3 separate regions of the Homo sapiens genome follow, and all the other regions are linked to region 2. A link is an interaction called in ENCODE POLR2A ChIA-PET data of the cell type or tissue named here. Cell type or tissue: GM12878. All regions are shown on one strand.

The links. ChIA-PET counts read pairs that join two places held together with the same protein. Peaks named below come from ENCODE experiments on the same cell type or tissue, not always from the same donor. Only the 100,000 strongest peaks of a DNase experiment are listed, where the experiment ranks them.
Region 1: POLR2A ChIA-PET joins it to region 2 with 7 read pairs; 2 of 35 experiments call an interaction of 5 or more read pairs at or near these places.
Region 3: POLR2A ChIA-PET joins it to region 2 with 5 read pairs; 3 of 35 experiments call an interaction of 5 or more read pairs at or near these places.

Annotation. Positions count from the first base shown.
Region 1 is chr6:137,245,596-137,248,095 of GRCh38, reverse strand. No RefSeq gene overlaps it. Among named protein-coding and RNA genes, the nearest start is that of IFNGR1, 27 kb to the right of the region's middle. In GM12878, no CTCF peak of the experiment used is centred here; a DNase peak (open chromatin) is centred at 937.
Region 2 is chr6:137,171,384-137,173,883 of GRCh38, reverse strand. IL22RA2 (interleukin 22 receptor subunit alpha 2) reads left to right here and starts at 240. Exons shown (of 7, transcript NM_052962.3): 1 at 240-471. RefSeq lists enhancers at 1,266-1,485, 1,382-2,140. In GM12878, no CTCF peak of the experiment used is centred here; DNase peaks (open chromatin) are centred at 1,203, 1,593 and 2,465; H3K4me3 peaks cover 459 bases; H3K27ac peaks cover 2,500 bases.
Region 3 is chr6:137,283,084-137,285,583 of GRCh38, reverse strand. No RefSeq gene overlaps it. Among named protein-coding and RNA genes, the nearest start is that of IFNGR1, 65 kb to the right of the region's middle. In GM12878, no CTCF peak of the experiment used is centred here; a DNase peak (open chromatin) is centred at 1,413; H3K4me3 peaks cover 904 bases; H3K27ac peaks cover 2,197 bases.

The DNA of each region.
Region 1 (2,500 bases), 74 kb before region 2:
AATAACATTCAGGAAAATATTGGAATTGAGTATTTCATTTGAAACAGGGCTTCCCAGAAGCCAAGAAAAACTGGGAACTAGCATGGCTTAGATAAGGATTTCCTAACCTATGACTCATTGAAGGCCCTGAAGTCAAAGGTAAGCTCCTGTTCATGTGGTTACCTGAGTGTCCTAGACACCCTTGCCCATGGAACTAAGTTTCCCTTTAATGTCCAAGTCAGGAATAATCTGAGTCTTCAGCAGGGTTGGGTGACCAAAGTCCAGTCTTTATCCAGCTTCTGACAAAATGGAATCTAGAAATTTCAAGGCAAGCCCATATGTGCCAAAGATCATCCTGATTGTAGCTTGCCATCCCAGTCAGACTTCTGGCTCTACAATGTAGTTCCTCCCAATTTCTTACCATTTTATATGAGTAATTCTACACATATAGCATAATTACAATATAAAATATTGGTTAAGGCCACAAACTTAGAGATCTAACAGACCTGGGTTTCAATCTTGTGTCAAGCACTTATTAGGTGTGAGCAAGTTGTTTAACATAGCTTCGGTTTCTTCATATGTAAAGTAAGGATTATAATATACACCTAAAAGACTATAGTGAGAATTAAATTCAGTAAAGCATGTGCCTGGGTCATCCGATGTACTCTGTGAATGGTAGCTCTTGCAGAATTATTAATTTTTGCAACAGAGTCTTCTAAAAAGATGCAGAAACCTTAATTCCATAGGACCATTTCTCATATCAACATTCAAGAATGTCAAAGACATTCAAATAAGGCAGATTAAGTTACATTAGTAAAGGCAACTTTACAAAGAGTTACACTAAATAATTCTGGTGATCTAATTTGATATTGTGATTTAATTTGAAACAAGCTAGAACCTGAAATCGTACTAGGGGTGAATGGTTAATATTTTACTTAAACTGTCATCAATATCAGCTACCTTAATTGCACTTTCCTCATGAATTGAGTCAACTCGAAACTGAGCTTTTGGGTGAATTCATAGAATACAAGTATTATTTGTTGTAAACTGAGACTAGATGCACAGGTTCCAGATGTGTACATGGCAAACTTTACTTCTTATTTGGAAATTATGAAGTATGTTTTGCTTGCTAAATAAGTGGGAATTTGCTCCAATCTTGTAAGGAGGGGGAAAACAAGGGTAGTGAAATTCATCTCCCAGAGAGCACTTCTCCTTTTGCTTCCTAGAATATCACCAAGAAGGGCATGTAGATCTTCCTTAAAACAGGATGAGAGAGTTTTTGCCTCACAATCAAAACTTCTGCATTCAGTTTTACAAAGCTCACTCACAAACAATTAACGGTGTTTGGGTCAAAATTGAGAAGTTAAAGTATTTTTGAAATAACAAATCCCAAACAACAAGCAAATGTATTAAAGGATTTGTTCAAATCAACCTTTTAGTAATCTGTTCTTCTCTTTAAGTAGCACTTAACTGCTGTAGCACTGAGAAATAATGCTGTCACAGTGGTGTGCAGCCTGCTCTAGCTGCTCATCCAAAGTCTTATTTATTTAGCGGTCATTTACTTCACAGTTATTATGCACTAAATTATACTAGCTTAAGTATAGCATACTATATATTTATATTTATATTTTTCTAACATAGTTTTTCCTCACAATGAAACAGACTTGTCCTTCATACTAAACTTGGTGAGGCAGTCCAGGTCAGTGTTCTAGGACAGGTGCCCCCAGTCCCCAGGCCGTGGACCAGGGCCAGTCCATGGCTTGTTAGAAACCAGGCTGCATAGCAGGAGATGAGCGGCAGCGAACATTACCGCCTGAGTTCCACCTCCTGTTTAAAAATTAAACAGAAAAAAACAATTTAAACATAAATAAGTCTAAAGATCATAGACAAAGTGGTTTTCCTTTTTTTTAGTTTTTTATGTTTTTTATGATCAGCAGGTGGCATTCAATTCTCCTAGGTGTACGAACCCTATTGCGAACTGCACATATGAGGGATCTAGGTTGCATGCTCCTTATGAAAATCTGAAGCCTGATGATCTGAGGTGGAACAGTTTCATCCCGAAGCCATCCCCTGCCCTCATCTGTGGAAAAACTGTCTTCCACAAAACTGGTCCCAGGTGCCAAAAATGTAGGGAACTACTGTTCTAGGACATACCTTAAGCATCTTAAGGAAGGGAATATAAAGATGCATAAAAGATTCTAGTTCCTCACCAGATGGTGAACTAATGCTGAATACCATCATTCCTCCCCAAACTGAGCCCAGAAGTGTCATGGTGAAAAGAAAGTGGATGATGGATCAGGACATAAAGACTCTGAGAAACCCTAGTCAAGATAAAAAAGCCTGTATCCCAGGGTTGGAGCAGAAGAGACCACAGGTGCAGCAGGCGGGGATGGGCTGCGGAGAGCTTTCTGGTGGTGGCCATTTCTCCACCACGTGTGCCCTGCTGGATCATCACCAGCCAGGATCTATGGCACTTGTCAGAGGCTGTGGCATCACATCAGGACAACCCTGAAACCAGGTC
Region 2 (2,500 bases):
GGCTCTGTAGTCTTGTTCATTTCTGCATCCCCGATGTCTAACACAGTGCCTGGCATATAACAGTTGCTCAATAAACATTTGTTTGACTGAATAAACGATTCGAGAAGCCAATGGACAAATGTTCTTTGACATCATTCTATCCCTTTATGGAATGTCTATTACAAGCAAAGAATAACACAAGAGGAGTTTCATAATACTCCTCAGGCCCTGAGGCTAACCAGATCTGATTTCAGCCCTCACTTTACCACTACTCGCTATAGAGCCCTGGTCAAGTTCTCTCCACCTCTCTATCTATGTCTCAGTTTCTTCATCTGTAACATCAAATGAATAATAATACCAATCTCCTAGACTTCATAAGAGGATTAACAAAGACAAAATATGGGAAAAACATAACATGGCGTCCCATAATTATTAGATCTTATTATTGACACTAAAATGGCATTAAAATTACCAAAAGGAAGACAGCATCTGGTAAGTAAACTTTATTTATTTATTTATTTATTTTTTTGAGATGGACTCTCGCTTTATCGCTGCCCAGACTGGAGCGCAGTGGCGCGATCTCGGCTCACTGCAAACCTCACCTCCTTGACTCAAGCAATTCTCCTGCCTCAGCCCCACTGAGTAGCTGGGATTACAGGCACACACCGTCACGCCTGGCTAATTTTTGTATTTTTAGTACAGACGGGGTTGCACCATGTTGGCCAGGCTGGTCTGGAACTCCACACCTCAAATGATCCACCCACCTCCGCCTTCCAAAGTGCTGAGATTACAGGTGTGAGCCACCGTGTCTGGCCACATCTTGTAGATAAACTTTAAAAATCTTTTTTCTTTGTTATGAACAATTTTAAGTACATACAAAAGTAGAGTATAATAAACCTGACACCCAATTTCAACAGTTATCAGCTCATGGATGGTAACCCCCTTTCCCAGGCCTTTGTATTATTTTGAAGCAAATCCCAGACATGACACCATTTCATCTGTAGTACTATAATAGGTAGCTCTAAAAAAAAATAAAAATAATAACCAAAATTCCACATCACACCTAAAAACAATGAAAAATGATTCCTTAATTAGATAAATGGTTGGTCTGCTGGAAGCCACAAGAAGAAAGGAAGAAGAGAATCAAATCTGTTCAAGACAGGGGCTTAAGCAAGTTCTCTCCAGAGTCAACACGATGATGGAAATACCCGTTGTCACCGTCAAGGTGGACTCTCCCTGCTGCGGAGTGGGGCCGAGGTCGGGGGAGGGCAGGGAATGAAGCCAGCATTTCATGCCTGAAAGGAGGCAGAGCGGAGATCCCCTAGTGACTAAAACTTTCTTACTTCCCAAACAAAACAGCATTTCATTTGAAACAATTCTGTACAAATTCTTCTGCTTCCAGATTGATGGGAAATTAGAATTTAATTTTATCTTTTCATCTACCTTGAGGCCTTGTTGACAGTGTTGGCTTTTATGCAGGTTCTATTACACAACTAGAGCTAATTGAACAGTGACAGAACTGGTCTGGTTTGTGAAATTTAATAGAGCACCAAAGCTCACGTTTTGGGGAGAATTCAGTTCTTAAATATGTTTTGCTTATCCCACTCCGCCTAATTTCCCCTCATTTGTTTGACAAAGTCAGCAACCCAGTGGAAACCTCAATTTCGTTCTCTGCTGCTCTCATCATAAAACCTCGAATTTAAATATTTTCCTTTTATTCTTAGCTGGAACTTGGAGCAATTTGGTGGCTTCAAAATGAGATCTATTGGTATTGAAGCCATTGAACATCAATAGTGCAAACCCACATTATCATCCCCCATTTAAATACCAAAGTAAATGTGAAGTGGTAAACATTAGCAGGGAAGTGAATAACAATGCTGAGAAGGTTGCAAGCTAAGGAGCATGAAGAGGTGAAAAGGGAACATAAAACGTGCTGCATGTTTCTTCTTTCAAAGCAGAAGCTACCTTATAAGCACCAAAAACTTCAGCTGGAGGAGATACAAGCCTGGATTCAGAAGACTGCCGTAGAACAGAGGCACTGGGAAACCTGATGTTATCCACACAAACCTTTCCACATAGGGCTGGCCTCAGAAAGCATGCAGCGCAACTGCCCTCCAATAACTGAAATTTGTTAAATGAAAATTGATAGTGGCCTGGTCCACTGGGATCTGGTTTCTGAGGAAATTTCTGATAAGCTCTCTTCTAAGACCCTTTGCTCAGGAATAAGGTTTTCCCTGCGTGGCCCCAGCTCCACCCAAGGCCTCACAGTCTCAGGCACCCGAGTGTCTAGAAATGTTCACAGGTGCTGGGTCATGGGGTTGGGATGGAGGGTCTACACTTGAGAACAACTCCTCTGCTCCTGTCTGTATGCAGAAGGCCATTCTTCCCTTTCTCTTTGAAGACTCTGCCTCCTCCACATCAGCAGCACCCAACCCTCTCCTTTTAGCACTTTCATTTTACCTGCTTCCCCTCCTACATTCTAGTCTTGGTTAATGGTTGTGATGGAGGGTGGGAGGCAAAG
Region 3 (2,500 bases), 110 kb before region 2:
GATCATGGCTCACTGCTGCCTTGAACTCCTGGGCTCAAGCAACCCTCCCACCTCAGCCTCTGGGGTAGCTAAGACTTACAGGCATGTGCCACCACACCCAGAAATTTTTTTTATTTTTTACAGATGGGGCCTTGCTATGTTGCCCAGGGTGGTCTCAAACTCCCAGCCTCAAGCAGTCCTCCTGCTTCAGCCTCCCAAGTCACTGGGATCACTAGCATGAGCCATCACACCCAGCTTATGGCAAATTTTTAAAATTAAAAGCGTAATCTATCTCTTGCATTCTTAGTCATGTTTAGCTTGTCTTCTAATTCAGGATTAGCTGCTGTAAGCCAGAGCACATTACTGTTTTTGGCACAAAATTCCTTCTTGCTGAAGCTCATCACCCTGCCTCCCCTGGCATTTGTTTACATGGTCAGTCTCTTTCCTTCCATCACCTTGTCATAGTCAGCAGGTGCCCCTGTGGCCTCATACTGTGCCACTGTCATTCTTCATGTCACTACTTGCAGCTAACACCCATATTGAAGGATGAGAAGAAGTTAAAGCACAATTCTAACACACAGTCTATCAAGGTTGAATTAATGTTCTCTCTCCAACTGATGATGAAAAAGATATTTACTTATATTGCTCATTTTAGGTTTTTCCATTATTACATGTAGCATAGAAAGGATGTTCCTCTTGAAAACAAGAGAAAAGGATCCAAAGATCACTGCTGGCTTCTTCCAGAGTCAGGACTATGTGGTAGATCATCCACAAGTTCTGCTTACTTGGAAAGAACAGAAATGTATGCCTATTTTCAGCTGAGCTAGAAAATCGTAAGCTTGTCAAAAGCCTCGGTTTCCCTTTCCCATTGCTATTTTTGTCCATCGAAACTGCCCAACAAAGCTTCCACTCTGAATCAAGTTCAGATCTGACTTCTCAGCTCCCATTCCCAGGCTGCATGTGCAGCTGGGGGAAATGTCATCCCTAGGGCACTAGGAGATCCAGGTGTGGCTTTCAGTTCTTCCAAAAATCTTTCTGCGTCCTGTTCCTGCAACTACTACACAGAAAAAAATAAAAACACATCTAGCCAGAACGTCACAGTCTTTCCCCCCAAAGCTTTTCGGCACATCTCCATTTCCATCTTCCCTCCTTTCCCAGCCTTGGGAGAAGAGCTGAATAAGGCCAACTCTCTCCCAGCGCTCTAAATCCAGGTCCCCTTAGAGACCTGCCTCCCTGCCTCCCTATTTACCTTCCTCCCTGTCTCCTCCCACACCCACCCAGCATAAGCTCTTGTCCCTCAGTCTATCTACGAGATTGTGTGAGTCTCTTCGGATATTTTAAGAAATGCTTCTTTAATGATGACTATGACTCTCTCCTTCCTGTCACAGTCAAACTGTGACAAACAGTAGTCAAAACTCAGTGTTTCTCTTTTCTCAACATCTATTTCCACTCCAACACTTTGAAAACTCTCCCTTGCCAATCAAGTCCTCTGAAACTGCTCTCACCAGAATATCTCTTGATTTCCTGTGACTAAATACAACAGATACTTTGATATGTTTACCCTGCTGACCACAAGGCAGCATTGTATCTATTCAACAAATACTCCTTCAGTCCTTGTTATGTGCCAAGAAGAAACATAAGCCATAAAATGAGGTTAAAGAATGATGGAGTGGAGGTGAGGGTAGAGGGCTCTAATTCTCTCTTTTTTTTTTTTTTTTTTGAGATGGAGTTTCGCTCTTGTTGCCCAGTCTGGAGTGCAGTGGCATGATCTCGACTCACTGCAATCTCCACCTCACAAGTTCAAGTGATTCTCCTGCCTCAGCCTCCTGAGTAGCTGGGATTACAGGCATGCGCCACCACACCCAGCTAATTTTTTGTATTTTTAGTAGAGATGGGGGTCTCACCATGTTGGCCAGGCTGGTCTCGACCTCCTGACCTCCTGATCATCTCAGGTGATCCACCGGCCTTGGCTTCCCAAAGTACTGGGATTACAGGCATAAGCCACCGTTCCCAGCCAGGGGCTTCAATTCTAAATAGATGTTCAGGGACAGTGACATGTGTGCAAAATCTTGAAGGAGATGAGGGTACAAGTCATAGTGATATATGGGGACAGAGAGTTCCAAGCAGAGGAAGAGCAAGTGCAAAGGCCCTGAGGCAGGAACAGGCCTGGCACACTCATGCCACAGAAGGAAGCCAATGCAACTACAGCAGAGTGAATCTGAGGAGAGGAGAGAGATGAGGGCAGAGAGGGGACAGGGTGGGGAGGGGCAGGTCATATAAAACTATGTGTGCCATTAGGTGGGCTTTGGTTTATTTCCAGAGAAGTGACATCATCAGTTTTGCATTTTTCACTCTGGCTGATGTAGGAAAAATATACCATAGGGGACAAGTGTGAGTTCTGTGATGACGTTAAGTGACACCAGAGAAGATGGTGGCACAGGTCAGAGGGATGATGGTAGAAGCAGTGAAAGTGGCCACATTTAACAGTGTTAACCACTTCTCAAATATATATATATATATT